Regions from separate parts of the Mus musculus genome. Here region 1 is linked to region 2. Evidence: chromatin loops called from intact Hi-C (ENCODE). Cell type or tissue: heart. All regions are shown on one strand. Links, peaks and the distances in the headings refer to the core of each region. The heading gives the core; the rest is flanking DNA.

What was found. A loop is a pair of places that touch in the nucleus more often than their neighbours do. Peaks named below come from ENCODE experiments on the same cell type or tissue, not always from the same donor. Only the 100,000 strongest peaks of a DNase experiment are listed, where the experiment ranks them.
Region 1: a loop joins it to region 2, with 2.1 times the contacts of the local background. A loop is called at or near these places in 1 of 42 quality-filtered maps.

The regions. Positions count from the first base shown.
Region 1 is chr10:63,535,322-63,551,546 of GRCm38, reverse strand. It overlaps Ctnna3 (catenin (cadherin associated protein), alpha 3), which reads right to left. Exons shown (of 18, transcript NM_001164376.1): 3 at 13,834-14,026. Among named protein-coding and RNA genes, the nearest start is that of Ctnna3, 86 kb to the right of the region's middle. In heart, for the core only: no CTCF peak of the experiment used is centred there; a DNase peak (open chromatin) is centred at 9,676; H3K27ac peaks cover 2,040 bases.
Region 2 is chr10:63,417,949-63,434,173 of GRCm38, reverse strand. n-TStga3 (a tRNA gene) reads left to right here and starts at 4,617; the gene lies at 4,617-4,698. It also overlaps the pseudogene Gm7075 and a transcript of Ctnna3 not described here. In heart, for the core only: CTCF peaks have their summits at 5,959 (motif pointing right), 9,536 (motif pointing right), 11,433 (motif pointing left) and 11,725 (motif pointing left); a DNase peak (open chromatin) is centred at 5,263; H3K4me3 peaks cover 779 bases; H3K27ac peaks cover 705 bases.

The DNA of each region.
Region 1 (16,225 bases), core at 5,029-13,028, 120 kb before region 2:
ATTATGTATTTAAGAAGAAAATAGGAAAATAGGAAATGGAATTTTTCAGTGAGTACTTGCCAATCATCGGGTAGAGGCAAACTAGCACCAGAAAAAAAAAGAAAAGAAAAGAAAAGAGAAGAGAAGAGAAGAGAAGAGAAGAGAAGAGAAGAGAAGAAGAAAAAAGAAAAGAAAAAGAAAAAGCAATGAAAGAGAAGAGGAAGGAGCACATGGCAAAAGAATAAGCCTTCCCAGAAAAAAAAAGAAACAAAAAGGCTAGGATCCAGATTAATTTCCAAGAATTTTTAAAAAGAACTATTTTCTTTGAAACTGAAGAAACAGGAATAGTCGAGGATAGAAATTCTTAAGATTTTTATTCCTGGCTGTGCTGGTTAATTTTAACTGAAAACTTGACACAACCTAGAATTATCTGGGAAGAGAATCTTAATGAGGAATTATCTAGAGCAGATTGGCCTATGGGCATGTCTGTGAGGAACTGTCTTGGCTGTTGGCTGATCCAGCCCACTGTGGGCAGCACTATTCCCTAAACTGAGCCCTGAACTATATGAGGCAGAAGACAGGAAGTGATCATCGATCCTGTGTTTATCCTCTCTGCTCTGCACTGTGGATGTGGTGCATTAAATTCCTACCTTGACCTCCACTGAGTAAGAGACCATAGCCTAGCATCATAAGCCAAATAAACCCTTTCTTTCTCCCCGCCCCCCAAAATTGTTTTTTTATTAGGTATTTTCTTCATTTACATTTCCAGTGCTATGTTTTTAATTTTGAATATTTGTCACAGCAACAGGCATGAAACTAGAATACTGCACTGGTCTGAATAAGAATAGCCCTAAAGGCTATCATATATTGAATGATTAGTCACCAGAGAGTAGAAGGAACTCTTTGATGGAATTAGAAGGGTTAGTAGTTGTGGCCTTGTTGGAGGAGGTATGTCAATGAGGGTGGGCTTTTGTGGGAAGCCGAAAACACCATTACAAGATGGCGCTGGCTACCACTGGCCACTGCCCATGATTATGGGTAAACAACCAATGTGCGCATGTGCATAAGAGTTTTTTGCCGAGTCACTGCCTGGTGGGACGCATATTAATGAGGTACTGGTAGCATAACCAATCAGGTATGGACACGTCACTCCTAGGCCTATATAAGCAGCACCATTTCTGGGCTCAGGGTCTTTCGCCTATGCAGTCAATGCTCTCCCAATAAACGTGTGCAGAAGGATCCTGTTGCAGCGTCGTTCTTGCTGGCGAGTCGGGCGCTCACAGGCTTTGAGATTTCAAAAGCCCATGCCAATCCCAGTTCTCTCCCTTTCCTGTCCTCTCCTCTCCTGTCCTCTCCTCCCCTCCTGTCCTCTCCTGTCCTCTCCTGTCCCCTCCTCTCTCTCTCTCTCTCTCTCTCTTTCTCTCTCTCTCTCTCTCTCTCTCTCTCTCTCTGCTCAGTGATCAGAATGTAGCTCAGTCACTTCTCCAATATCATGCCTGCCTGCCTGCCACCATGTTCCCTGCCATGATGATAATGGATTAAGCCTCTGCAACTCTAAGCAAGCCCTCAACTAAATACTTTCATGTATAAGAGTGGCCTTGGTCATGGTGTCTCTTCACAGCCATAGAATATTGACGAGGCCAAACAATGACCCTGAGAAATTGCCAACTACTTAATGCACTCTTTTATAGTAGAATGTGCAAAAACCCATAATGTTCAGGCCTGTGTTGTGTATTAGCTAGTGTGGTGGTTTAAAAGAAAATCACACACACACACACACATACACACACAGAGAGAGAGAGAGAGAGAGAGAGAGAGAGAGAGAGAGAGAGAGAGAAAGAGAGAGAGGATCACAGGGAATGTCACTATCAGGAAGTATGATCTTTTTGGAGTAGAGAAAGTATATCTCAGTTGTTTCCTGCCGCCTGCCAATCTGGATGTAGAACTCCCTCAGCTACCTCTGCAGCACCATGTCTGCCTGTGTGCTGCCATGCTTCCTACCATGAACGATAAGTCAGCCCCAATTTGATGTTTTACAAGAGTTGCCATGATCATGGTGTCTCTTCACAGCGACAGAAATCCTAAGACAGCTCAGATCCCTGTCAGCATTACACCAACGTCTATGAAATGACTAGAGAGTGGTACCTCCTCTGTAGCCCAAAAGGAGAGCAAAGTCATAGCCAGTGTGTGAATCCCACTTTGATTACCGACTCCTTTACAAGCTGAAATTTCAGGGCACATTTTCATTTCTAGGACCCACCATGTGCAAACCAGCCTGTTAGCATGCATTAACTCTTTGTTCTTATCTTTGACTTGCACATCAAAGTAAATGGCAGATTGCCTACAGACTCTGTTAGACTTTCAAAACTGGTAGTGCTGTTATTCCTTAGATCAGTCTATCTGTCACAGATCCAGCATTTTGAGGGACTATCAATGGGAAGGCTGCACTCCCCACATGCCGGCATACGTCACAGTGAGTGACACAGACTAGTTTGCTGAGAAATCAAATGCAGTGTAAGGAAAGCCTGCTGTAGCTATCTCAAGAGGACACTAAGGGATGCCATGTTGAGTGTTTTCCAACAGCCAGTGGTTTATAAGCAATGGAGCTAATTAGCTCATCAGTCTTCAGTGGAACTGTTTCCGTAAACATTCTGCCCGCTTACAGAATACCACACGTTCACGTTAAAATACATTCTATGACAGTGTATCTTTTCCCTCAAGTGAAGAGTGAACTGCACAGAATCTCGGTGTTTAGTGAGAAGACTGTTGTATTTGTGACTTAATGTTTATCTAGAACACCAGAGATGTAGCAACAGTCAAATACATGCAACATCAATATCCATCCATATCCATCAATAAATGGAAGTAATTCGGGTGTTAGCTGCTGCCTTCAACCCCAGACATACTCTATGAGGAACTGGCAGTAAATACCAGACATTTTACCAAACCCCTATCTGACAGAGTCAATAGAGTCGACCAGTTACTTAGGAGCAGTTCATTAACGCTGACTTGTTACTTTCCTTTATTAATGAATATTCAATATTCAAACTCTTTAAATATAGGTGGTACAGAATGGACACCAGTGGTTGGATGGTAGGTTGGTTGGTTGGTTGATTGGTTGGTTGGTTGGTTGGTTGGTTGGTTGGTTGGTTGGTTTTTATCTCGGGTTCATTAAGACACTATTTACTTCCCTATTTAAAACATGTGTTGAGGTGCCTACAGAAAGGACTCACTCAGTGGTTAAGAGCACTGGCTGCTCATCACAGGATCTAGGGGGTTGGTTTCTAGCACCAACATGGTGGCTCACATCTGTAACTCCCATCTCAGAGGATCCAATTCCCTCTTCTGGTTTTCATGGATATCAAGTTTACAAGTTGCTCAAATGCATACATGCAGGTAAAACACTCATATACATCATCATCATTACCACCACCACCACCATCATCATCTACAACAACAACATCATACTCTTTAAATGTACACTGAACAATTGAAAAGTCAATAGGGAACATTTCGAGAGATCCACACTGGAAATTTGACCAAGACATTTGTAGGTGAAGTGTGTGTCCCTGCACACTGATGAGAAGACTATAAACCTTCAAGGTACCATTCTCCCATTTCTAGAAGTAATCATTTTATCTCACTACTGTGGGTGATGGCAAGTCTAGAATCCTAATTCCTAGTGGGAAATCAATCCATAGACCTGAGGTTTTAGAGGCCATGGAGATTAATAATTAAGGAAATATGGAAAGACAGATGAACAGAAAACAAACCTTAAATACAAGGGGGCAGCTGTCTGATGAAATAACCTCTAATAGCACAGGAAGATAACTGGAGGTGACAATTAATTGAACATTTCAAAATATTAATAACCAGTAGGATTCTGAATGTTCCTAACTGGAAAAAAAAATAGATCTATGCCTGAGATGCTGGGTGTCCAAATTACCCTGACTTAAGCAATCTATATTACATTTATTAATGTATTAAGTATATACCATTCCACAAATATATAATTACCTTGAATCAATTAAAATGCCTATTAATTTCTAAAGATAATATAGCCCAAATGCTTATAGCTTGTGCATGAGAAATATGAAGAATATTCTTATTTTTATTACATCTTATTTATCTATTGAATGTGTGTGAGTGTGTGAGCACTGCCATGCTACAGCACGCCTGTGGAGGTAGGGGAATAACTTTTGGGAGTCGATTCTCTCCTTCTACCTTGTGGGTCCCAAGAATTGAACTCATGATATCAGGCTTGACAACAAGCCCCTTTACCTGCTAAGCCCTTTCACTAGCCCAGAGTGTGCGTTTCAGACAATATGGATTACTTCCCACAAGCATCAGTCTCCTTATCTCTACCACAGGGCAGGGTCTGCCAGAAATAGCCATGAGCCATGAAGCATAATGGAATGGATGGGCTGCTACAGGCGAGAAGGAGAGAGAGAGAGAAAGAGAGAGAGAGAGAGAGAGAGAGAGAGAGAGAGAGGAGAGAAGAGAGATCAGATACAGATTCAGATACAGATAGATGATGATACAGATACAGATACAGATACAGATACAGATACAGATAGCTTCTGGTAGGCTGCAACATGAGCACACTGGAGCACAAGGCATTTGTTTTAATGTAAGATGGCACCATCTATATTTAGGAGAGAGAGGGCCCTTGATGAATTCAAAAGCTCTTAACTAACCTTAGCATCCCTCCAATTGGTTTCGGTGGCTTTGGTGGATACCCACAAGTAAAAATAGATGGGAAGGCAGGATGTCCAATAATTTGCAGGTTCCCTCCCATCTCACACATGTCCATGAAGCCTGTGGTACCTAGGTGCAGTTGCTGGCTCTCGTGGGCACAGCCATCAAGACTGCTGGATGTAAGGCTGCACATCCCAGCTCCAGATAACCCACACTAAAGTACTTGCAGTGTTGATACTGTGGTCCATCTAAGCTGGCATCCTGGCTTGTGTGGACAGTATACAAGGGAGTTGAACCTTCCTCTTTCCCTGAAAGCCCTTGAAATCTCAGCTTAGTTACTTCCTCTACATTAAGAAACCAGTTCTTTGAGAGACAAAGAATTCTGTGACAACCTCTCTCCCTCGCCCCAAAACCGCTCCCCCCCCCAAAAAAAGAAACAATCTACTCCAAAACCGCTCCCCCCCCCCAAAAAAAAGAAACAATCTAGACAGGAAGCCATTGAAGAGAACTTTTAAATGTGATAAGGATGCTACAGTGTAGCTCTTCACAGGTGATGGCTTCTGGCGTGGGTGCCTATTTGCTCTTTGACCATGCTCCAGTGAGTATATGGACAACACAAACTAGACTTGATCTCCTCTCTCTCTCTCTCTCTCTCTCTCTCTCTCTCTCTCTCTCTCTCTCTCTCTCTCCCTCCCTTTTTATTCTTCTTCTTTTGTTTTGTGGAAGGTCATAAGGATTAGAAGTGGACCTGGGAGGAATGAGAAGTGAAAGTGATCAAGGGTACATTTTGTGAAATTTCCAAATGATCAATAAAAATGTTATGTTAAAAACAAAAAGAAAGAAATCAATTCATTCATATTTAATTTATTTCACCAGTAGAAATATGCTGTTGTTTCAAGTTAACATTTGCATAAGAAAACTATTTTATCCTAATTAATACTACTTTTTGAGGTTTATAGTTAAAGGATGCATCCTTTATGAATTAAAAAGCAAGTCCTCTTGCTTGCTTACTGACCATTTTCTACTAAAACACATTAGCTCAGTGACAGTGAATTTTGTCTAGTTCACTTGTGTGAGTCCAGGTTATTGAGCAAATCTTTGCTCATGAAAAGGTATTTAGTAGATTTCTCAATGGGACATGTGTACATAAATCTCTGGGAAAGACAGACTATGCATAGACCATTTGTTCTATCAATTAGCGGCCAGTGCATCTATGCTCATGTGGGGGAGAATCATCTTTCCCCAACTTAAGACTAAAGTGGAATCATTTAGAAATGCCTTGTCTGTTTGTCCTTTCTTCCTGCTTTCCCAGCCCTTTGACATCATTAGAGCTGTCCACATGTCTGCTGCTCCAGGTAGACTCCAAGTAGCTAGGTTATCTATCTTATCTATCTTATTTTATCTATCCCAGGGCCCAAAACACCACCAAATGTTTAAGAAAAGTGGGTAAGTAGATGCTCCACAGCACATGTCTGCAAATGGACAGGGAGCGGGCATACAGAAGTCTATTTAATATGTAGCCCTCCTCTCCCTACCTGAACCCATTGCTCCCCTCCCATAAGCCAGATTCTCTCTAATAGTAAATCCATACAGTTTACTCACTATATAGTAATGTTTACTATATAGAGAGTAAACCCATAAGGGTTTACTTCTGCAAGGCTGGATAACTATTAGATTGCCAAAGACTGTGAACAGGTTGGAATGTGGCAGATCCAGTGCCTTAATTAGGATCCATCTTTACTACCTGTAGCCCTGTTCTTATCCATCCCTTCCCATCTCTCTCTCTTCCCATTATCTTCCCTTCCCAGCAGAAGACCTGATGTCCCTCTGTACTGGCTAGTTTTGTGTCAACTTGACACAGATGGAGTTATCACAGAGAAAGGAACTTCAGTTGAGGAAATACCTCCATGAGATCCAGCTGTGGGGCATTTTCTCAATTAGTGATCAAGGGGGAAAGGCCCCTTGTGGGTGGGACCATCTCTGGGCTGGTAGCCTTGATTCTATAAGAGAGCAGGCTGAGCAAGCCAGGGGAAGCAAGCCAGTAAAGAACATCCCTCCATGGCCTCTGCATCAGCTCCTGCTTCCTGACCTGCTTGAGTTCCAGTCCTGACTTCCTTGGTGATGAACAGCAGTATGGAAGTGTAAGCTGAATAAACCCTTTCCTCCCTAACTTGCTTCTTGGTCATGATGTTTGTGCAGGAATAGAAACCCTGACTAAGACACCCTCTGTCTGGTGAATCTTTTTGAAATGTATTAACTTAAAAGACCCTACTCTCTGCTAACCAAAGAGTTCAGCATGTCATCAGACAGGCCAGGAGCAAAACTTTCCCTAGTTTGCTTTAAGCATCTGCCTGGTGTCTCTACCAGTGTATTTGGGGAAAAAAAAAAAAAAAAAAAAAGCTTTGATTTACGACTTTGTTCTGTTACTATAAAAACTTCACCAAACTGTTAGGATATGGAATTTGGAGTGAGTTAAGTCTGAGCTGCTGGGCAATGGTCTCTCATACTCAACACCTTTGTGGTAGAGAGCTGTGGTCTGGTGTGGACAATTTCAACAGTTTCCTCTACTGCACCTAGATCATTAGCAAAAATAAACAGTATCTCCGTCTCCTAATTGTCTTTAAATTTGATGCTGAAAGACAATGTATGCTGCCAATCATCCTCTCCAGCTCTGTGAGTTACCACAGGTTATCTCATCTAACACAACACATTGTATATCATTCTATATTTCTATGCAGCAGGAAAAAAGTATCACTTTTAGAACTTGGTAACTTGATATAGCAGGTTATCTCAGCCAACACAATACATTGTGTATTGTCCTATGTTTCTATACATCAGGAAAAAGTAGCGCTTTTAGAACCCAGGAAAGTCCGGCAGTGGTGGCACATGCCTTTAATCCCAGCACTTGGGAGGCAGAGGCAGAGGCAGGCAGATTTCTGAGTTCAAGGCCAGCCTGGTCTACAAAGTGAGTTCCAGGACAGCCAGGGCTACACAGAGAAACCCTGTCTCGAGAAAAAAAAAAAAGTATAGAACCCGGTAAGTGAGAAGAGTGTCTAGAGCTACCCTAGGAGAGTCTTAGTGTCTACGAATACAATGACACTCATTCTCTCCGGGCTAGAGAGATGGTTCACTGGTGAAAACACTTTGGCTCTGGCAGAGAACCTGGGTTTGATTTCTATCATCCACATGGACGTTCACAACATCTATATCCGCAGTTCCAGGGGATCCAACGTGTTCCCCCAATGTCCACAGACACTAAGACACAGGTGGTATTGAAGGTGCTGGAAACTACTAATAGAATAAACACCAGGAAAACCAAGTAGATCCGAGTAGCATTGCTAAAAGGGGGAGAAATAATTCTTAAAATGAGATAGAGAAAAGTCCAGTAACTTCAAAGAGGTAGCAATAAGACTGACGTCAAGCTCCTCAAAGGATGCTGTGGAGTCCAGAGGGTTAAGAAATAGCTTCTTCAACTCGCTGAAGCAAAGACATTTCCAACTTAAAATGATCTGCTCAGAAGTAAAACATAAAAATGTTTTTGAGGGTGGCTGCTTCGAGGGCTGGTAATGATGGAGTAAAACATGCTGGGCTGTTGCTTTCGCAGGTAACAGACAAAACATATCAAATAGCCATGGAGGTCACACGGTAATGATTGAAAGCCAGCAGAAGCTTATCTGGTATTAGCTCTGATATCTGATATCTGAGAGATACTATCATGTGCCATTTCTTCTGAAGGTAAAAATCTCGTGGAAGAGGAAACCACAGGTAGACAGAACTTTGAACCACACATGAATTTTCCTTAAAAAAAAAAAAAAATCCACAGCATGCACTGGGGCAATGCTGATGACCCAGTAAGTACAAAATATAAATAAAAATAAACTTTTTTTAAAACCTGTACTTTTCTATTAATTGTCGTCGTTACAAGAATAGAAACCTCAGTGCTCAGCAGGTTTGGTCAATGCATCAGATAATCCTTTGAAATGCCACAAAGCCCGCCCACCCTGTGAAACTACAGACTGTATCCCAAAGACCACAAGTCTGTGAGACTGAAGGTAAAGCCAGGCTTCCTAGAATGTCAGCCCAGTGTGTGAACGTTTACTGAGGAGGTCACAACAGTGTCTGTACCGCTACAAACACGTGTTATTATTTAACAAACCACTAGGTAGCATTAATGTGTATGGCTTACAAGTGGGATCTGCAGAGTGTAGGGAAGTACTGTCTATGCAAAGGGAGCATACAGGCTACAGGGAAAACATGCAGTCTATACATTTAAGCCATTCTTAGATAATATCTGTGTAGTTTTGCAGTTAATCTAAAACTATTTGGATAGAATTTCAGATTTAACTTCTTGCTTGTGTCCGGGTGTACGAGTACTTGGTGAACTGCAAAGTCACAAATAACTGTGAGCAGCCTGCCCAGCACTGGGACCTCCTGCTGGATCTCTGCCCTCTGTCCGTTTCCCACCTCTCCTTTTATTATCTACTCCTTTGTACTCTCCACGTCTCATCTTCTGCAGGCACATTCCTTAGGGAACACAGATGTTTGCATTTTTTTTTATCACTTTCGGCTTGTAAGTAAAGCCACTAGAAGCAGTAAAACATAGAAGGGCAGAATCTCTTAAGAAGGCTGAAATTATGCTGAGTTTCTGTTGGAATTTTTATGAACTGCTCTCAGAGGCCTTCTGGAAAATAAGTCAGTTACGACGTCAATAAAGCCACCCTCCACTTCCAATCCTTTGTCACCTGTCCAGATACCTCACATTGATTGGCTGCTTCTTATTAGACCTTCGAATGCCACTGGACAAAGGCCCTTTAAGAGAGGGCAGAGACTATTTAAAACACGTTTCCAGTGTCAGACAAAGTCAATGCATTATTAGGTCAGAATGCATTCAGCTTTGTTTCGACTCCACCACTGAGCTAACATTCCTCCCAGGCTGGGGGCACAATGTTCTTCTCACTGTGGCTCTCTGCTCCATACAGAAAGCATTCCTCGGATTCCAGGAGCATGTGCTAGCTCCACGCTTTCCTCCCACACTGCAGTGGGAGTGGTTCCCTTCCACTGTCCAAGGAATTAGAGCAAGACACTTCAACAAGTTTATCTGTTGTGTGCACCACATGGGACGTGTGTGTGTGTGTGTGTGTGTGTGTGTGTGTGTGTGTGTGTGTGTGTGTGTGTTTCAGATGAGAATAGAAAATCATGAATAACTTACTGCATGAGCCTAGTACCCAGACTTCTCTGAGAATTTCTTTTTTTTAACTGATAGATGGATGAATAAAGAAAGCAAAATATATGTCTGTGATTAGTCTTTGTTTTAAAAGAAAAAACATCTGTGAGGTAACCCAGTCACAAAAGAAAACACATGGTATGTACTCACTGATAAGTGGAGTGGATATTAGGCAAAAAGCTCGGAATACCCATGATACAATTCACAGGCCTTATGAAGCTCAAGAAGAAGGAAGACCAAAATGTGGATGTTTCAGTCCTACTTAGAAGGGGGAATAAAATAATTCCAGGAGGTAGAGAGTGAGAGGACTTGGGAGGAAGAGAAGGGCAGGATCAGTTATGGGAGGAGACTGGGGAGATGTACAGAAGAGTCGGGAAATTGAACAGAGGTGTATAGCAATGGGAGATTGGGAACTGGGGATAGCCACCAGAAAGTCTCAGATGCCAGGAAAGTAAGAGGCTTCCAGGTCCCAGTGGGGATGACATTAGCTGAAATACCCAACAAAGAGGAGAGAGAACCTGTAGAGACCATATCTAGAGGTTAGGCATGGATCCCCAGTTGAGAGATGGGGCTACTCACCCATCTCCAAAATTTTAACCTAGAATTGCTCCTGTCTAAAGGAAATACAGGGACAAAGAGTAGAGCAGAGACTGAAGGAAAGGACACTCAGAGACTGCCCCACCTAGGGATCCACCCCATATGCAGCCACCAACCCAAATACTATTGTGGATGCCGGGAAATGCTTGCTGACAGGAACCTGATATAGTTGTCACTTGAAAGGCTCTGCCAGAACCTGACCAATACAGATGTGGATGCTTGCAGCTAATCATCAGACTTATCACAGCGACCTTAATGGAGGAGTTAGGGGAAGGACTGAAGGAACTGAAGGGGTTTGTAACCCCATAGGAAGAACAATAATGTCAACCAACCAGACCCCCTAGAGCTCCCAAGGACTAACTACCAACCAATGAGTGCACATAAAAAGACCCATGGCTCCAGCTGCATATGTAGCAGAGGATGGTCCTGTCAGGCATCAATGGGAGGGGAGGCCCTTTGTCTTGTGAAGGCTCAATGATGCCCCTGTGTAAGGCATCTAGGGCAGTGAGGCAGGAATGAGTGGGGGAGTGGGGGAGCACCCTCATAGAATCGGGGGTGGGATGGAATAGGGTGTTGCAGAGGAGAAACCGGGAAAGGGGATAACATTTGATATTTAAATAAATAAAATGTTAATGTTAAAAATAAAAAGAGCCATTTGCCACAACCTAAAAATGGAGGACATTATGCTAAGTCAAGTGGCCCAGCCTCAGAAAGAGCTCCAGAGAGATGGCTCAGCAGGTGAAAATGGGTTGTCCTACAAACCAGAACCTAAGTTAGGGTCCCAGATCCCACTGTGGAAGGGAAGAACCAAGCCCCCAAAAGTCCTCTGAGTTTCACACACATGCCACATGCACACACACACACACACACACACACACACACACACACCCTACACACCCTCACACGCCACATGAACCTGCAATAATAATACTAATTATAATAATAATTTTCAAAGGAAAAATGACGGAAAATTCAAATATAGTGATTACCAGGACATGGTAAGAAGGTGAGGGAAGAGAGGAGATGGGGGTCAAAGGGCACCAAGTGTCAGAAAGGGAGGCATGCGGAGTTGGAGCTCAAATGTATGACAGGGCTGTGTAACATCACAGGAAGAAGCCTTCCTGAGCAAGTGCATGGTTGGCTGTTCTGTCATCAAAGGCTGGGGGGTAAAACCGTAAGACGAGAGCCACATCCATGTACTCTACTAGAAACCACTTTGTAACATGGATCCGAAAACACCATGCTGTGTGCCTTAAATCTATACAACAGAATTAACTGTAAGAGGTGTGAAAGCAAGAATTACAAGATTAAGCATAATCCTATATCATATATTTAGCCTAAAGTTGGCTGTGACCAGTATGTTTATGTCGGTTAGGAAATACTATCACACATAAACAGACAGAGGGGTGTCCATGAGGTAGCTTGGACTGGCTAAGAATGTGCCATCCTTCAACCACAGACTCTTAAGTGCTAAGGGTATGGCTCTTTCTAGTTTTCTTAAAATTGTACTAGGGTTTAGGGGAGAAAAATATTTGAACATCTCAGGGTTGTTTTTTTTTTTTTAAGAAGCTGAACAAGAAAATTCAACTTTGTTTTCACTCCCCCGAACAGTTGTAGCAAGGTGATAGGCACAAAACCATCAATTAGTGCTTTTAAAGATATCTTGCATATGTCTTTATGGGAGATGGCTCTGTGGATATAGTGGTTCCTGAGCAAGCATAAGGACCTGAGTTCAGAACCTTAGTACCCACATCAAACATAAATGAAAACACGCTGTGTGGGGCCATGCACATCTGTAACCCTAGCTCTAGAAGGCTGAGACAGGCAGTGCCCATGGGTTTGATGGTTGATAGGCACCCAGCCAAAACTGTGAGAATTTTGTGAGGTCCAGATTCAGTGAGAGACCCTGTCTCAAGATAGATAGATAGATAGATAGATAGATAGATAGACAGACAGATAGACAGATAGAGAGATACTTAGTGTTCTATTGCTGTGAAGAGACACCATGACCAAGGCAACTGCTATAAAGAAAAACCTTTACTTGGGACTGACTTACAGTTTCAAAGGTTTTAGTCCATTGTCATCATGGTGGGACCCATGGCAGCATGCAGGCAGTCATGGTGCTGGAGAAGCTGAGAGTTCTACATCTGGATCCACAGGCAGCAGGAAGAGACTGTGCCACACTGGACATGGCTTGAGCTTCTGGGGCATTAAAGCCCATCCACTCCAGCAAAGCCATGCCTACTCCAAGTCCAACAAGACCACACTTCTTAATGTGCCACTCCCTATTCAAACACATGAATCTATGGGGGCCATTCCTATTCAAACCACCAAGATAGATCGATAGATAGACAGACAGGTAGACAGATGGGTAGGCAGGCAGGCAGACAGACAGGTAGATAGATAGATAGATAGATAGATAGATAGATAGATAGATAGATAGATAGATAGATAGATAGAGTAGGTGAGTAGATGGGTGGTGGATGGATGGATGGATAGGAAGGAAGAACAGAAAATTGACAGGCAGATACCCCAGCATCAACCTCTGGCCTCCAAGTTTGTCTGCATAGGCAAGAGCAACTGAACAAATGCAGCCCCCATTGGCACGAAGTACGTTTTTTAAATCTTTTCTTCAACATGCTGCAGATGAGACTTGTATTCTTCATCGACTGTTGCCGGGCAGTGGTGGCGCACGCCTTTAATCCCAGCATTTGGGAGGCAGAGGCAGGCAGATTTCTGAGTTCGAGGCCAGCCTGGTCTACAGAGTAAGTTCCAGGACAGCCAGGGCTACACAGAGAAACCCTGTCTTGAAAAAAAATCGACTGTTGTGTTAATCATAGTAAAAATATCAAAAGGCGGAATGTACGTCTTTATTATACAATATGAGCAAGGCACAGCATGGATTGTGTGTGGTTTATACAAACCCTTACTAAATTAAAAAAAAAAAAAGTATTGGTAAACCTATACTTCCAAACACTGAAAAGTAAAAACTCTATTTTTGAGGCTGTCGGGGAGGAAGTGTTTAACTGCTTACAGAGAACTTTATAATTCATGGCGTATGGGTGAAGGCATCGTCCACACCATCAGCCTCTCTTCGGTTATTAGGGGGAGCTGTATACAGAAATCCCATAGCCAGAGAAGAGCCAGGTCTGGGACTCCACCTTGGAGCTGCCTAACGAGCCACTCTGCCTCCCACAGCTCGCTCGCCCGCTCTTCACAGCTGTGTGCAAGACTCATAAACTCAAGCCCGCAAAACAAAGCACTCGCAGATCTGCCGCAATAACCCACACCCTAAGGATAAGCAGTTTGCTTCTGACCCGGGGCTGGATACTCACTCTCTTTTCGAACTTCCTGGAGTGCAGCTGCCAGCTCTTCCTTTAAAACCGTGGCTTCCTTAGCAATCATCTCCCCCTTGTCTAACAAATTCCAAGTTGCTTCCTCCACGGAAGCTAGAAGAACTCTGGCTCTCTTTGAACGTCCTTTCTTCCTGTTGGAAGGATTCTGCGGACAATTCACCAGGGTAGTAACCTAAAATTGGGAAAGAAAGAAAAAAAAAAAGCGTAAGGGACTTATTAAACATCTTGTAAGGAGAACCCAGTCTTGAGAGATATAATAGCTCAAAAGAGACAGAATCATGTCTCGGTAACAAGACTCACTCCAGAGACTGTTGTTATGTCCCCAGGAATCAAGTCGTTCCTTCAAGGGCAAGCCACTGGAATCCCAACTGAAGACTGGAATGGAGAGTCACGGTTATTAAATCTTATGAAGTTTTAGTACTAGATGAAGGCCTGAGAGGACCATGGTGCATCATATACTTACTGTGGAAAAAATATAGATGTTTAATAAGGAAGGGAAAAATGGAGGTGGGCAGTACACAGCTGGTGTGGCTCAGTGGTTAGGGTGCCTGTCAGACACGCATGAGGCCCTAAGTTCGAGTCCTACTACAGGTCATATCAGGGGTGGTGACAGCACACACCTGTTACACCAGCCCTTGGAGGGTGGAGGTAGGAAAATATCAGGAGACCGAAGTGGTAAGATAAGATGTTCAAGGCCATCGCCCACGACATAGGCTTGGGGACCTGTGGGAAGCCACATGTGCCGTTGCAGAGTGGCACTGACTACTGCTGGCCACCACGCATAAGTTTGGACAAACAACCAATGTGTGCATATGCAGTAAAGTTTTTTGCAAAGACACTGCCTGGCCCGGGCATGATAATGAGGTTCTGTAAGGTACTGAGAGTATAACCAATCAGATGTGAGACATGCAAATGAGGTATGATAATGAGGTTCTGTAAGGTACTGAGAGTATAACCAATCAGATGTGAGACATGCAAATGAGGTATGATAATGAGGTTCTGTAAGGTACTGAGAGAGAGTAGCCAATCAGATGAGGAACATGCAAATGAGGCTTAGTGCATAACCAATCCGGGTGTGAGACACGCCCCTCCTAGGCCTATAAAAGCAGCACCAGTTCTGGGCTCGGGGTCTCTTCGCCTCTACAGTCAAGCTCTCCCAATAAACGTGTGCAGAAGGATCCTGTTGCAGTTCTTCCTGGCCAGTCGAGCGCGCAAGAGGGACCATCATGGGAAAAGGGGTAGAGAGGGGTAAAAGACAGGGAGTGGAGGTCTGCAGAGAAACATTGTTTACTGGGTGTGACAGGCAGCCATGGCTACACACACAGGTGTACAAGATCAAGTTAAAGCAAACTCCCAGCATGGATGGGGAGGGGGTCACCAAGTTGCAGCCCTAGTGCCGGAGCTGTTAGCAAGTGACCAGCTGGTGGGAGAAAGAGTCAGTTTTCTTCAGAAATTCAGGCTATGAGAACCATACTCCCAGTACATGGCCCTACCCTAGTCATGGATAGGCATCACCAAGTGTACTGGGTGTGTTTTTAAAACAGAGAGGACATGAAGCTGGGAGGGGAAAGTAGTGGGACTGTAAGGGAGGAACTGGAGAGGAGGGAATGGGGGGGAGGGAGGCACTGATCCAAACACAGTATATGCGTGCATGAAATTCTCAGTTGAAAAGGGGGATACAGATATGTAGAAAAGAAGTCCATAGTATTATTTTATGGAAAAATATCCATTGTTTCTATGTTTTCTATGAAACCTTGGGTCCCAGCTGAAGTGTTGGGATAAGACTTTTATAAAGCAGAAAAAAAAAAAAAACTTGTATCCAATGTGTGAATTAGGAGAGGTCTGGGGCTCCTACTGAAATCAGGGCTCCTCTAATGGTAAGGCAGCGAGATGCTTAACTAGACGGAATCTTCCCACATTATGTACACAAATGAGACCCACTGTACCCCATAAATACACACTATATATCATATGCATATATGTGTGGATATATATATATATGTACATATATATATATATGTGTGTGTGTGTGTGTGTGTATATGTGTGTGTATATATATATGTGTGTGCATATATAAATATATATGATATGTACATCATATTTTATGCATGAGATGGGTAAAGCCCTAGACGAGTACGCTTAATGACCTGAGTTCCATCCTTGTAGCCAGAGTAGAAAAAGGGCCCTGAAGTCTGACAGTTGTCCACAAGCACACTGTAGCACATGTGCCCACATATGTTATATATATGCACGCACACATGCACTAACAATAAGTAAAACCTTATAATAGGGGGGCTGACTATGCACATCAGTGTGGCAGATACTCAGGAAGCAGGGACTAGATCTATCTCCAGATTCAGCTCTACAACTC
Region 2 (16,225 bases), core at 4,940-12,939:
CGATCCCAGTATTTGGAAGGTGAAAGCAGGTGAATCTCGGTTGAGTTCAAGGCCAGCCTGGTCTATTTAGTGAGTTTCAGGGCAGCCAGAGCTACATAGTGAGAACCTGTCTCAAAAAAAAAAGAAAAAAAAAAAGAAAGAGAGGAGAGGGGGGAGGAGGGGAGGGGAGGGGAGGGGAGGGGAGGGGAGGGGAGGGGAGGGGGGGAGGGGAGGGGAGGGGAGGGGAGGGGAGGGGAGGGGAGGGGAGGGGAGGGGAGGGGAGGGGAGGGGAGGAGAGGAGAGGAGAGGAGAGGAGAGGAGAGGAGAGGAGAGGAGAGGAGAGGAGAGGAGCCAGAGAGAGAGACAGATTTCTATGATGTCCAAAGATAAGTAGATAAGAGATACTACTTGAACCACTACAGAAGATAAAGGACCTCCACCCTACTCCTCAGTTAATACTGAAGGGAAAGATAGGAAGAGTGAAGGAGATGAAGACCCTCGTGGAGTCAAGAGACAAATAGATTCTTGGGTTTTCAATTAATACTCCATGAAAGTAAAAATATGTCTCTTCCTACATCAGTAATGTGTGAAACACGCCCTTCCTTCTCCTATTCTTATCAACGGACAAAACTCTGCCAGGTTCTGGCCAATACTTTGATGTTTCCAAAACTGAACTGGCCACTCATCTGCATCTAAACATAAGGGAAAAAAATGATTACAACATGACAAACAAAACTGCCTTGTAATTATGTGTGTGCGCACTTGGGAAGCTACCCTTAGAATCTACAGGAGGATGTCAGATTCCCCCAGAGCTGGAATTACAAGCAGTTATGAGCCACCCAATGTGGATGCTGCGTAGTGAATTCTGATCCTCTGCAAGAACAGCACACATTCTTAATGGCTGAACCATCTCTCTGGTCCCCAAAAGTCTTTTTTAAAGTATCATCCTCATGCCTGGTGAAAAAGTATCAAATGAAGAGTACTTAGCAACCTGATAAAACTCCTCCTCTAATTCAGGACAAGTTCAATCTCTTGTAATCAGTACTGTCCCTTCCCCTTGACCCACTTCTTTTCGTTACAGCTACTGCCTGAGAGTCTGTGTCCCATGACTCATTTTTCATTCTCTAATCATTGGGAACACAAGTTACCTCATATCTTTTATCAGTGACAGGGTCTAGTCAACACATAACCGAACTCTGAACATTCAGAAACTATAAAATTAGGGGGGGGTCTACTCTGTATTTTGGGGTATTTTTTTTCAATTATAATTACATTTTTTTTCTCCTTCCCTTTCCTAAACCCTCCTTGCTCTCTTTCAAACTCATGGTGTGGTGGCTTAAATGAAAATAGCCCAATAGGCTCACAGGAAGTGGCACTATTAGGAGGTATGGCCTTGCTGGAAGAAGTTTATCACTGGGGGGTGGGCTTGGAGGTTCCAGCCACTCAAGCCAGGCCTAGTTTCTCTCTTCCTGCTGCCTGACAATCCAGATGTAGAACTCTCAGCTCCATCTCTAGCACCAGGTCTGCCTACACGCTGCCATGCTTCCCCCATCATGATGATAATGGACTGAACCTCTGAACCCAAAAGCCAGCCTCAATTATATCTTTTCTTCACATCACTAGAAACCCTAAGATACATACATGCTCTCTTTTTTCATTGTTGTTAAATGTGTGTGTGTGTGTGTGTGTGTGTGTGTGTGTGTGTGTGTGTGTATCTTTTCAGGACTGGCCATTTGGTAATTAGTATGCTCATCCCTGTGGAAAGCCGTTTCTCCTGCTCTTGGAATTCCTTAGTTGCCTGTGGTTCACTGTGTAGAGCTGTGGTCTCATGTTAGCATGACCATCCCTGTCCATGTCCGCGTGTCTATTCCCATCCTTGTTCAGCTCATATTCAGGCAGTCACACTGGCAACACTTCACGGGTGTAGCTTCTGACATTCCAAGGAGACTCAATCCGGGCACAGTCCCCATTCCTCTGGCTCGTACACCCTTTCTGCCCTCTCTTCCACAATGCTCCAAAGTCGCGTTCAGGATTTAGTTATGTTGTAGGTGCAGCACTGGACTGGGCCCCACAACCCTTCACTTTGTTAATTCTGGGTTTCTGTAATGGTTTTGGTCTGTTGCCAGGAGAAATTTCCTTGATGAAGAATGAGTACCACTCTTACCGAGGTTGTAAAGACAAATATCCAGAATGTATTTAGGGATAATGGCGGTTTAGTAAAAAGCGGTGGTCGTAGCCTCTCCTCCAAGATCCATGACTTCACGTTCCCTGGGTAGTTGGCTAGGTTTCCAGTTAACTTGTGTTATTTTAAACCACTAACTTTATGGTGATTTTTATGCAGCATACACTCATTCCTCCCCAGAAGCAGCTGGAATACACTGTTTAATGCTAAGGAAGTCTCTGCGGTTAGTGCGTTTAGTCTCTGGTAGGTGAGTGCGGTTCCTTAAGGGCAACTGTCACTTGAGAATGGATGCTCGGGATAAAGAACAAAAATTATGCACCTCAAAAATATTCTGTAGTGTTGAAGAGATGGCCAAGTGGGTAAAGAGCTTCCTGCGCATGCGTCAGATCCTGACTTCAGCTCTCCAGCAACCCAACAACCCCGGAGCTGGGCATGGAGTAGAGACTAGCCCCTGGAGGTGGGCAGAGCAGCTTGCTGGCCAACCAATCAAACCAATGTGAAGAAGAATGCCCCCTACAGGCTCGCATATGTGAAGGCTTGATCCCCAGTTAATGGAACTGCTTTGGAAAGGATGAGGAATTGTGACCTTGTTGGAGGAGGCATGTCACCAGGAGTGGGCTCTGAGGGCCCAGTTAGTGTCAGTCTCTCAGTCTCTCTTCCTCTCTCCCTCCCTCTCTCTGCCTCCAACTTTCAGATAAGATGTCCGCTCTCAGCTACTGCCTCAGTGCCATGCCAGCCTGACTGCTTCCATGCTCCCCACCATGATGGCCACAGACTCACGCTCTGAACTGTAAGTCCCTATGAAATGCTTTCTTTAATAAGTTGCCTAGGTCACAGTGTTTCTTCCCAGCAACTGAGACCAGATGAGTTCAAGAGGCAGTGGGAGACTACCTCAGAATATATCAGATGAGAAAACATTTTTAAATAAGGGTCAGAGAGTGAAAGGGAAAGATTCCTAAAATCATCTCTGACCCAAACACACACCATATATGAGTAGGCACCCAAACACCACACACACACACACACACACATCTGATCTGTTAGTTTGCTTACTGTCATATCAGTCTTCCTTATTTATTCCACTGTACTAGAGATTAACAAAGGACAATGAAGATTAAAAAGAACTTCAAACTGTAGATAACAAATCATGGGACCTTCACTTAATTTTAATTTTTAAAGAGACTGTCTTGCTCAGGTTGGAATACAGTGATTATTCACATTTAACTGATCTAACTACATTTAACTGATTTAACTACTATTTAAACTAATTTTGCATGTTGTAACTTTGAATCTCCCGTTTATTAACTATATAGCCTTTCCCAAAAAACTCATGGGCCAGTGTCCCCTGGAAAAATGACAGGCTTAGAACAGCCCTTAATGTTTCTTCCTTTATGATTTATATGATTTTATAAAATGTCCCCACAGGCCTCAACAAAATGGATTTGATGCCTTTTTGTTTTGTATTGTATTTTGAGTAGCGCAGGCTGTCCTAAAACTCACTCTGTAGACCAGGCTGGCCTCGAACTCAGAGATCCACCTGCCTCTACCTCCTGAGTGCTGGGATTAAAGGTGTACATGTAGAATCAGAGAACAAGATAAGCAACACCCTATTAGGCTTAGCAGGGTTAATTGGGACAAAAAAGCCACGAGTGATTGTCACAAACAGGACCAAAGTGATGCCATTTGATCTGGGGCTCCTACTGTACCCCAGCTGATCACCTTGAAATTTTTACCCTAGGGGTTCCCGGGATACCACCCGGGATACCACAGCGCACGGTCTGTCACGTGCCAGCACCGTTACTAAAGAGGGAGGTCTCAAGAAAGTCCACACACCTATCAGGAGGTCGCTCGACACCTCGGCTTCCGGCCTCCTCCTGAGAAACCTGCGCTCAGCCTCCGGGCGGGGAATTCAAACAGGGAGGACGGGGTGAGGGTAGAAGCTGCGCATGCGCGCTGCGGTGGCCTCCCACCCGCGAGCCGCCGCGCTTCCGACGGCCGTCCGACGGGTTTGAGCGCGTCCACGAGGCCACGCAAAAAAAAATCACGCAGGGCGGCTCCCACGTTCGCGCTGAAGGGTAACGAACGCAGAGCTAACGCGCACCGGAGAGAGCCGCGACTTCCGAGCGGGCGAGCCCTCCACACGCAGCGAGACAACCCTATGGTTCACGGCCATCCCGTAACGCCGCTGGGAAAGCGGGAGGGCAAAAGCCAGGTCTGCGACCAGAAACCAGGTTAGGCGGCAGATCCCCGAACACAGCGAAGGACCGAGTTCTAGGACCCGGACGCGCCCCCTTTTCTTTTTCTCCGCGTCCTCGCGGAAACTTCAGCCACTCCACGTCCCAGGCGCCTCAGCCTACGGAGCTGCAAGCCGCTGCAGGCCCCGCCTACTCTCAGCGCTGGCGCGCGTGCACTGGCTGATACCCTAAAGTGTCTCCGCCTTCGTCCTTTCTCCGTAGCAGCGATGGCCGAGTGGTTAAGGCGTTGGACTTGAAATCCAATGGGGTCTCCCCGCGCAGGTTCGAACCCTGCTCGCTGCGGAAGCGGGTGCTTCACTTTTTTTTTTTTTTTTTTTTTTCATACAACATTACTACTTCAATTCTTAATGTACCCGCCGCTTGTCCTGTATCTGCCAGATAAAAATCTACGGAATGGTTTAAGGTACCAAAGAACATTAAATGTCAGTGCTGTGAGCTCCCCTACTCATAACGTGGGAAGAAATCTTCTCCCCTAAAAGCAGCTTTAAAAATCTTGATGTTAACACGAAGGCCAGGCTCGAAAGATAGAAATATGAACGCTGAAACTTCTAGCGTAAAGTCCTGGGCTTTCCCAGGATGGCAAGCTATCGTCCAAACTAAGGGCATCTTTTCCCTCCTCCGAAAAACTCCAAAGTGCTGTGAGCCGGGAAGCTTTTCTAAAATAACTCTACTTAGAATGTACGCTAAAGTCCACATAATGGAACGCCTTTTGACGCAGGTCTCACTGTATCCATTTGCCTAGTTAAATCCTATATTCCTGGGCTCCAGTCATCTGCCCAGAGCACTGAGATCCCAGAGAAGCCAGCGGTACCCAGACACCGGCGGCTTGAAAGGATGCTAGTGGTGTAGTTGCGTTGCCAAGTGCAAAACTTATCATCACGGGTCGGAAACGCTCCCTGGTGTTGTGTAGCTCTTTCTCCTAACGGCAGGAGAGAGGTTTGAGAAGCAGGAAGCAAGGGAAAATCACAAAGCCCAGGAGGCTGAGAGAGCAACAGTTGGAGGGGAGAGGATTCTGGTGGAGCTGTCTGCAAGTTGAGCAGGGAGCCCCTCAGGAGAGACCCTGACCTGTAGAGGAAATGTCGAGAAAGAGAAAGCAATGAGTGAATGGAGGCTGAAGAGAAACACGCTAAACCACTCGCAGACGTTATTATCTCCAACTGTTAAGATATGAGGACGGTTTGATTGTTTTAATAGATTTTGCTTGACTGAGATTCTAGAATGTAATATCGCTTCAGTATGACGTTTTAAATAAGAAAACTATGAGGGTCACCTTAGGGACCGTGCACACCCAAGGCTCCTTCCTGTTCACCACTCAAATGACAGGAAATTTGGTTTTTTTTTTTTTTTGAGACAGGGTTTTTCTGTGTAACCCTGGCTATCCTGGAACTCACTCTGTAGGCTTCGAACTCAGAAATCCACCTGCCTCTACCTCCCAAGTGCTGGGATTAAAGGCATGCGCCACCACTGCCCGGCACTATCTATTTTTCTAAGATATATTTATTTTATTTATATGAGTACGCTGTAGCTGTCTTCAGACACACCAGAAGAGGGCATCAGATCCCATTACAGATGGTTTTGAGCCACCATGTGGTTGCTGGGAATTGAACTCAGGACCTATGGAAGAGCAGTCAGTGCTCTTAACTGCTGAGCCGTCTCTCCAGCCCATAGCTATCTATTTTGAGATTGAATTTTGCTATGCAGCTCTGGCTGCCTAAAAGTCTCTATGCAGAACACGCTAGCCTCAAACTCACGGAAATCCACCTGCCTTTTCCCCCAAGTACTGGGATTAAAAGGTCTGTGCCACCATGATCAACTTTTTTTTTAAATTTCATGTATACATGTATATATAGGAGTGTGTGTGTGTGTGTGTGTGTGTGTGTGTGCGTGTGCACATATACCTCGTGTATTTAAAAGGTTATGTGCTGCTCAGACTCCATTTCCCTACTTGTGATGCTATGGTCAACCTATCACAACTGGTGGATCCTGAGAGAGGAGGGGAGGCCAGAACAGCTGGGAGTGATTTTAGGTTCGGGGTGGAAGCCGAGAAAACTCACTTCAGATACAGAAGCTTAAAAAGGAAATTTTATTTTCTGAGCACTTAGGAATTGCAACAGCAATTCAGGATCTGAACTGAGTTCCTGAAGGGAGATTGTACAACAGTTTTATAGGATGGGAACACAAAGTGAGGGGGGAGGAGCTGGAGAGAGCTGCAGTGGTATCTTGTGTCTTGACATTATGGGTTAAGCAAAGGAGTACCCACTGGAGACTTGTTTGACCCTGCTCGTAAGGTCCTTGAGATGGCTGGACACAGACAGCTGACTCCTTACACATTGTCCCTGAGATATCTGGGCTCAAACAGCTGTTTACAACAGAAGCTCTTGAGCTCTAGGGAAGTCCCCAGCTCCCCCGGGGCCTGGGACCTTGAATGTAGTTTCTCCCTCTGATTAAACGGGGTCTGAAAAGACAATAATAGTACTTAAAATAAGTTTCTTTTGCTTGATCCCAACAGCTAAACCGCAGGCGGCAGTGAGCATGGCGACCCAGTGAGACGGCTCAGTTTCCTCAGGGAACGAAAGATATTTAAACCTTTGAGGGGTGAACAGGGGTCATGGGTGAGAGTACATCATTGGCCAGGCAGGGCTAGGATGCTAGGAATGCCTCATTTGCGTAAGGAGGAATTGCAGATGCTATTGGACACAACCTTATAAGGGGAGAGGAAGTTTAACCTGGCTACTGGCTACATGACCTCTGGAACAGGGGAGGGGCAAAAGTTGGGGCACAGGGCTATGTGCACCACGACTTGCAGGCCCGGGGCAGGAGTCAACAATTCTAACCCTCTGATCTCAGGATGAGATTTTCCAGTGTAAGGGTCCGTGGTTCACTGAAGAATAATATCCCTGACTCAAATAGTATGTAAAAACAAAGTGTGTTTTATTCTGCAGAAGTCCACCATGCTAGGGTTTACCATTACCAAGATAGAGATACCCAAGTGAGCTTGCAGGCCTGATTTAAAGCACACTAGGGAATTCCGGGGTAGGTGACTTCTATGTTAATCCATTGGGTCCATCTCTACGGACATTCCATTACCAGGATGTGGGGGTCTGGAAACTTGCTGAGGAGGTCTGGAAACTGCCGCTGACCCATTGTCCTTGCCTCAGGTCAGGTGGCAGAGACATTCCATTACCTGGGCGTGAAAGCTGGAGTTTTATATTCATACCCTTCCCAAACAACACACTCTTGCAAAACATTGCATGCCCTTTATCCTGGCAGCTTCAAGAAAAACACCACATGTCTGTTCTCAGCAAAACAGCCTCCCTAACCCCTACCCATCTTCTCAGAGAGCAACTTCCAGAAAAATATCACATGACACAATTGAGTCTCTTAAATAAATAAATAAGTAAATAAATAAATAAATAATAAATTTCCACTTCAAGGCAAGCACATACAGACCTGTAGCTCACTAACTTTGCCTCCCTAACAGCAGTTCCCTGGTCTCGTGTCACTTGGATGGCGCCTCCCTCTTCAGTAAGCAAGGGAGAATTTCCTAGAAAACACTAACAAGTGGAGGCTGTAATTCAGTGCACACCTAGTGTAGCCGCTGGTGGCCACGGGTTACTGAGTTCCGGAAAGGAAAGATGGGGTTGGGTAGAGGCTGCAAGAGAAATATCGAGCCAAGACAAAGTTCTCCAATCAAGACCCAGTGTTTACTTATGAGTCTGAGCTGGTGGCTACAGTGTATAGCTGGGACTACAGACACTGCACCCAGCTAGAAATCTTAATTTATAGCAAGGCAAACTAGAAACCCTTTTTGTTAAGTGATTTGCTTAGTGAATAAATGACAATAGGTCTCCATTAGAGATGGTTCTCTCTCATCTCACCCTGCCACGAGGGGTCCCTTCCTGGAAGACACCGGGTGTAATTTTCAGTTTTTCTTTCAGTGTATTTTATATTTATTTCTAAAATATTATATCTTTATGTATTTTGCCTGCATTTATGTCTGTGCACCACATGCATACAAGTATCCACAGAGACCAGAAGAGGACATCAGATCCTTTTGAAGTAGAGTTCCAGGTGGCTGTTAGCCATCATGTGGGTGTTGAGAACTGAACCTGGGTCCTCTGGAAGAGCAGCAAACACTCTCTGGCCTCTACAACCGTCATGTTTTGTTTTGTTTATAGGTTGTTTTGTTGTTGTTGTATTCTAGTTTTATTATATAGTTCTGGCTGTCCTGGGAATAAATTTGTAAACCAGGCTGGCCCCAAACTCACAGAGATCCACCTGAGTGCTGAGATTAAAGGTGTGTGACACTACCCCACACACATCTCTATGCACACCTGAGAACATACACAAGTGTCAGCGTACCAGTTGTTTTGAACTTAGCTTTCCTCCTTTAGACATCCCGTCTTTCTATTCCAAGAGCTTGTTCCTTAGAAGTGGCTCGGCTCACGCAAATGCCGATAGAGCTCGCTGAGTCAGAATGGACAGAACATAATTTATTCAACCAAGTCCTTGTTGATGACCGTGAAAGCGGATTCCGGTGTTTTGATTTTAAAACAAACAAAAATAATGCGGCGGGGTGCGCAGGGGAACTCAAAGAAATTGTGACATTTATACAGTTAAACATGACATTTTCTAATTTTATTAACAATTCAATATGTCCCGGCAACATTATCTGTGACCACAGCCTCTGCCCATCCAAATGCCACCCTGGGTGTAGTAGTGGCTGCCTCTGGCTCAGGAATGGAATGCAAAAGGAATAAGTAAGGGAGAAAACTGATTCCTGGAAGTTGTGCTCTAAGTGTAGCATTCATGTGGACACACACGCACACATGCACACACACATAAATATGGAAATGTAATTTTAAATTTTTTAGAAAGAAACCCATTGTGGTGGTTTGAATGAGCAATGTCCCCACAGGCTCGGGTATCCAAACACTTAGTTCCCAGTTGGCAGTGCTGTTTGGTGAAGTTTAGGACATGGGGTCTTGATGGAAGAAGGACAACCCTGTGAGTTTTGTCATGTTTCCTCACCACAGTAGACTCCTTTTTTTTTTAAGGATTTATTTATTTATTATGTATACAGTGTTCTTCCTGTATGTATGCCTGCAAGCCAGAAGAGGGCACCAGATCCCACTACAAAGGTCTGTGAGCCACCATGTGGTTGCTGGAAATTGAACTCAGAACAGCCAGTGCTCTTAACCTCTGAGCCATTTCCCCAGCCCCACAGTAGACTCTCATCCCTCCAGATAAACAGAAATAAATTCTTTCTCCCATAAATTGCCTTTGGTCATAGCATCTCACCATAGCAACAAGAAAAGAGCTACTAACCAGTTATTTTGTATGCCAACAACAACAACAAAAAAAAGATATATTTAGAAAAAAGTACATCACACATTTTGAGAAGGAAAGAAAAGTGAGCAGGAAGGAGAGAGAGATGAAGGGAAGTGATGGCTCAGTGGTTAAGAGCACTGACTGTTCTTCCAGAGGTCATGAGTTCAAATCCCAGCAACCACATGGTGGCTCACAACCATCCTAATGGGATCTGATGCCCTTTTCTGGAGTGTTTGAAGACAGCTACAGGGTACTCACATACAAAAAAGAAAGAAAAGAAAAGAAACAAGATTAGACAAAGCAAGAGGAAGGAAAGAAAGGAGATTCAAGGAAGCGGCAGAAATGGGGCTAGGAAGCGAGTCAGCTGGAAACGGTTCCTGTCGGGTTGGTCTGGTGCTGCTTGTTTTCAGATGCTGAATTCTGTACCTCTATCTGCTTGCTCTGAGATGAGCAGATCCTCCGGACACAGGCTACTGCTATCTAAACCTTGTTGCCCAAGTTATCCCTGATTGGTTAATTAAGATGCCTACAGCCTGGGCTGAGTAAAAGAGATGGTGGTGGAGGGAGGTTCCTGGGCTTTGGGTTGGGGAGAGACCAGGGAGCAGAGGAAGGGGAAAAGAAAGGAGTGGTCATAGGGTTAGGTAGATCAGGAGGGCTGGCCTGTTGGATAAGAGCAACCCAGGCAGAACGTGGCAAATGATATCTCCGGTTATTTACTACGAAGTAGACAAGGTAGCATAGAGGGCTGATATCTGCCCAGTTCTAAAGTTTTGAGGCGTGTGTGTGTGTGTGTGTGTGTGTGTGTGTGTGCACTCTCTCTCTCTCTCTCTCTCTCTCTCTCTCTCTCTCGTGATTTTTACTTGGGAACTAAACAATCTAAGGTGGGGTAGAAACCCCCAAATAATATTTTCCACAGCAGGTTTTTTCTGAACTCATTCTCTAAAAGCATGCCTGGGAATACCATGACCAGTGGGAAAGGGCGATCGGCGTGCAACAACTTTTTATACACTAGTGACACTAGTGACATAGCAGTAAACAGAGTCCGCAAAACAGACACATCACCAGTCACAAGAGTCCACTCCTGTGATACCAGCCATAAGAAAAACAGGGCCAAACGATTTCGATGAGTTTGAAGCCAACCAGGGCTACAGAACCGGACCAGCTCTCAGAAAACCAGACTTACAGTTCTTACTGTGGGGAAGGAAAAGGCACAGTGAAAACTTGTCCAGCAGTTGTTTAGAGGTTCGTCTGCTGCAGAAATAGTCTCCCCCTTCACCCCATTGTTTCACACACTAAGGTGTGTATGTAGACGCCCACCCTCATCCTACCTTGGGCCACAGATAACAACTGGCTCAGACTGCTGAACACACACACACACACACACACACACACACCTCTGAACAGAAGAGTTCTTTCCTCTCCCAAACAGCAATGACGTGAGCGTGGACCCAAGCAATCTGCAGAATCATTAGAGATTGCTTCAGATTCTTCGTGGCCCTAGGCTTTATTCATGAAATGCCTGTTGTGGACAAGATCCTCAGTGGACCCCGCAGCAGAGATAGAAAGGCAGCTCAGCAACCTTCCCATCTGGACATTTTGCAGTTTCGCAGATGAGACCAAAGGCTTTCTGGGCAGACCCTTCTGCTACTGGTAGTCCAATGCCACCATCTTGTGGCTATTGGAGGAAAGATGACCTGAAATTTTATTTGGGGGGCTCTGTGTGTATTTTGTAGTGAAAAAACTCTCTCTCTCTTTCTCTCTCTTTCTCTCTCTCTCTCTCTCTCTCTCTCTCTCTCTCTCTCTCTCTCTCTCTCTCTCTCTCTCTCTCTCGTCTTGGCTGGAACTAGAGAGATGACTCAGCAGTTAAGACCACTGGCTGCTCTTCCAGAGAACCCAGGGTTCAACTCACACCATAAGCATGACAGCAATCATTTGTTAACTCCAGTTCCAGGGGATCTGATGCCCTCTTCTGGTGAGCACCGGCACTGCATGACTGCTGTGCAGACAACACTTACAAGACACATAAAAGGTGTGTGGTGCACACCTTTAGTCCCAGCACTTAGGAGGCAGGGGAAAGAGGATCTCTTGAGTTCAAGGTCAACCTAGTCTACAGAGTGAATTCCAGGACAGCCAGAGGTACCAGGAGGAACCCTGTCTTGAAAAAAAATAGTAATAAAATAAATGTTTAAATACTTTTTTAAAATCATCTTGGTGCTGGAGAGTTGGCTCAGTGGTTAAGAGAACTCATTACTCTTGCAGAGAACCTGGGTTCCATTCCCAGCTCTCACACAGTGGCTCACAACCATTTGTAACTCCAATCCCAGAAGATCGCAGTCCCTCTTCTGACCTCCAGGGGCACCAGGCGTGCACAGAGTGCACATACGTATGCGCAGGCAAAACACTCATACACATAAAATTGTTTTTAAAAACTAAATCATCTTGCTGTGCGTGGCGGTGCACACCTTTAGTCCCAGCACTCGTGAAGCCAGGTGGATCTCTTTGAGTTCAAGACCACCCTGGTCTACAGTGTGAGTTCCAGGACAGCCAGGGCTACACAGAGGATCCCTGTCTTTAAAAAAAAAAAAAAAAAAAAAAAAAAAAAAAAAAAATTAAATAACCTTGTACAGAAATGTTCAGACCTCCTGCCTCTGCGCCCAACGTCCGCGTCGCCGATCTGCGCCGCCGTCATGGCCGACGTGGAGGACGGCGAGGAACCCTGCGTCCTTTCTTCGCACTCCAGCTCAGGCTCCAAGTCGGGAGGCAACAAGATGTTCTCCCTCAAGAAGTGGAACGCGGTAGCCATGTGGAGCTGGGACGTTGAGTGCGATACCTGTGCCACCTGCAGGGTCCAGGTGATGGATGCCTGTCTTCGATGTCAAGCTGAAAACAAGCAAAAGGACTGTGTCGTGGTCTGGGGAGAGTGTAACCATTCCTTCCACAACTGTTGCATGTCCCTGTGGGTGAAACAGAATAATCGCTGCCCTCTGTGCCAGCAGGACTGGGTGGTCCAAAGAATCGGCAAATGAGAGGTGGCCCAGGCGCTCCTGGTGTGGTTGCTGACCCTGGACAACCTTGCCATCAAGTTACTGGACAAAGACTAAACACTGCAGGGGATTCATCCTTGAGAGAGAGAGGATGCTGTGTGCCTTTGAGACTCATCAAAGGCATGCTTTATTAATTTGTCTGTTTAGTTTTGGGAAATTCTCTACAATTAAAATAATTTGTTAAAAATGGCCTTTCCTACCTCTGTGGTGTGTGTGTGATACGTATGCATAGAAGAGCAAGAACACCAGAAAATGATCTTTGTTTATCTGTCAGTACCCACGACTGTGGGAACATTGGGTTCACAGAAGAACATTGTTTGTGTTTATGCTTGAGGGTTAAAAAAATAGATAAATGAATGTTACAGTAACAAATAAAATGCATTGAAAAGCCGACTCCTCCTAAATCATTTTTGTGTTGGGAGAGAGGCAAGTGAGGCAACCCTGCTGTCTTCATTTACTGTGAATAAGGATTTTAACCTGCACTCGGTGAAGAGGGTAAATACGGTGTAACTGTCAGGTAAACGGCTTTGTCTCCTGACTTCTCCATCTTTGACTTGGCCAGGAAGCCTGGACTGTTCAACCACTTAGTTCTAAAGAACTGTTTTCTGTTTTTGCGAAGGTTGTATTGTATGTTTTAGTCAAAATATTAGTAGGAAAATGCTTACTAGTATAACACTGAAGTTCATTATGCAGTGTTTTAATAAATAAAATATTGTGCTTTGAGTTATTAAAGTTTGATATATACTCTTAAAATCATTAAACTAATTCATCAATTAAATAATTCGAAGAAAAAAAAAAGAAATGTTCAAAGTTTTCCAAGACACATTCCCTGAAACACTACGATCGTGTTGTGCATCATCTGGCTAAAATCACTCTGTGTCGGTTCCATGTTCTTCTCACAGAAATTTGGCAGCCTGAAATTCTGTCACCTCAGTTGGAACTGACCATAAGGAAATACCTTCTTTATACTCCTCATTTCTCTCAGGGGCTTCAACTGTCACGAGTATCTAGAGTTCTGAGGTCTTCTTCACTTGAGCAATGAAAAGAAAAAAAATCCTTCCTCCAATTCCTTGTTAAGCAGGTATAGTACTATGTCACTTTGCTTTCATCTTTTCTGAAACCAGCTATAAAAACTAACCCCCACCACGAAAAAGCACACACTTTCTGACAAGCACACAAGATCTGCACTGGACAAGTTGTCGTCGGTATAATCTGCACCTGTAGCAAGCATGTGAGCAGTGTGTAGCCCAGAAGATGGAAATCCTCCTGTCATATTGGGGGAGATGGGCCTCTCAGAGACCAGTCACCAAAGCAGCTGCTGGCAGAACCCAAAATAGAGTTAGAATAGACGACACGGTGAAGTGGCTTCTTCCCTAGTCCTCTGAGGGAGAATTTTTTTACTGTGTTTGCATCAACATACCATGTGTGCGGTGTTGTGGTAGGTACTTTTATTGAGCATCTGCTATTCACAAGACCCACCTGTTCCAAAAGGGCATCCAATGGTGAACAAGACTGCCCCCTCCCCTGAGGAGCTCACACACTTGCTGTAGGGATGGGCTAGACACTGTAATGACCATCACAGAAGGTACAGGTTGATTCTGCTATCAGAAGACCACCTGAGTCTGAAGCAAGGTCTGAAGCAATGACCGACCCCCCCTCTCTCTACTATGAGAACATAAGTCCTTTGTGTGTTACAGCCTGCCAGTATCTCCCAGTCGCAGCAGTTTACTCCACTGCTTGGTATTCCCAGAGGATCACTCACGCACACCCCCCAGGAGCTATCTTTGAATCGTCGAATGAAAGGCACATACACATTTATTTATTTTTAAAATGCCTTGGCTACCTCAAAAGCTGAGCACTTGGAGGGAGGGATGGAAGAAGGGAGGGAGGGAGGGAGGGAGGGAGGGAGGGAGGGAAAAAATAAGATTGTAAGAGAGGAGTAGCTGGTGTTTATTGTTTTAACTTTTTTTGGTGAGTATATAATATTCCCTAGGGCTGACATAAAGTATTACCTAATGAGTGACTTTAACAGGTCTCTGTGTCAATTATTTGGTAGCTAGAATGGGAACACATAAAACTTACATTCTTAAATTACAGCTTATGCTACACAGTAAGATCCTGTCGTGGATAAAAGCTGAGTGTGGTGACTCACGTTGGCATTAGTGTCCTAATGCACAGTTTGGTAGTGTAAGACCCCCGATGCTGGGCCGGGATGAGCTGGCCAACACAACAACATCCCGAGAGAAAACCACACCTGATGCAAACTGCAAGAGGTTTTATTATCAGCTAGTTGAGGACGAACCCCTCGAGCCTCGCAGGGCAGGGGAGTTCGACAGTAGGGGGCTTTTAACAGCTACCTGAGGAGTTGGGAAGAGTTCTTCTCTTCTGGGTGTCCTTGGTGAAATTTACAAGGCAGGAGTGGGGAGTGAGTTCTTTCTGAATTTTTATCTCCGTGTCCTCGGCACAGGAAGGCAGGCATCTCTGGTTGTACAGTATAGAAACAAAAAGGCTTTTTGCTGGCTATAGAGAACAAAGAGCTCTCTAGCTGTATTTTTAAAGATCAGGGAAAACAAGCTTGGGGGAATGTCTTAGGGGCTCTACCTTTCAGGGAGAAATGCTTTAAGCCGGGGTCTCACAGTAGAACCTTCTGACTTAACAGAAATGATGGACAATCTTAACTGTTTAATAAAATAATACTCGTCTCAGCCGGGCAGTGGTGGGGCACGCCCTTAATCCCAGCACTTGGGAGGCAGAGGCAGGAGGATTCCTGAGTTCGAGGACAGCCTGGTCTACAAAGTGAGTTCCAGGACAGCCAGGGCTATACAGAGAAACCCTGTCTCAAAAAAAAAAAAAAAAGAAAGAAAGAAAGAAAGAAAGAAACAAACAAACAAACAAAAAACCACTAGTCTCGAATGACCATAGATACTGGGCATGGTGGAGCATGAGAAACCAGACCAACTCCATCTTAGAGAACCTGACTTAAGGTTGAACTCCAATTAACCAATCAGCTGGCACTTAGCACTAGTCTCTAAGTCACTCACTTCCTAACAAGCCTGCAACTAGCACTAATCTCCAGGTTAGTCCCTAACAACCACTGATCAGGAGGAAAGCAAAAGTTACAGTGTACCTAAAGATATTTACTTATGAAAGTTTATGGTCTGGCTCCCAGCACCAGCCAATCACTTTAAAGGACACCCCCTCCCTTGTTTGCTTGCCTCTACAAATGCTTGCTTGAGACTGGGCTTGGGGCTTCACCCTCCTGTTTTGCTGCATCAGTGACTACAGTGTGGCCCAAGCTCGAGCTTGAATAAAGACCCTAGTGTGATTGCATCAGAATTGGCTCCTTGGTAATCTTTTGGTGTTTGAGAAACAGGCACAACAGCACACACCTTTAGTCTTTGATCCCAGCACTCACGAGGTGGAGGCAGATTGAT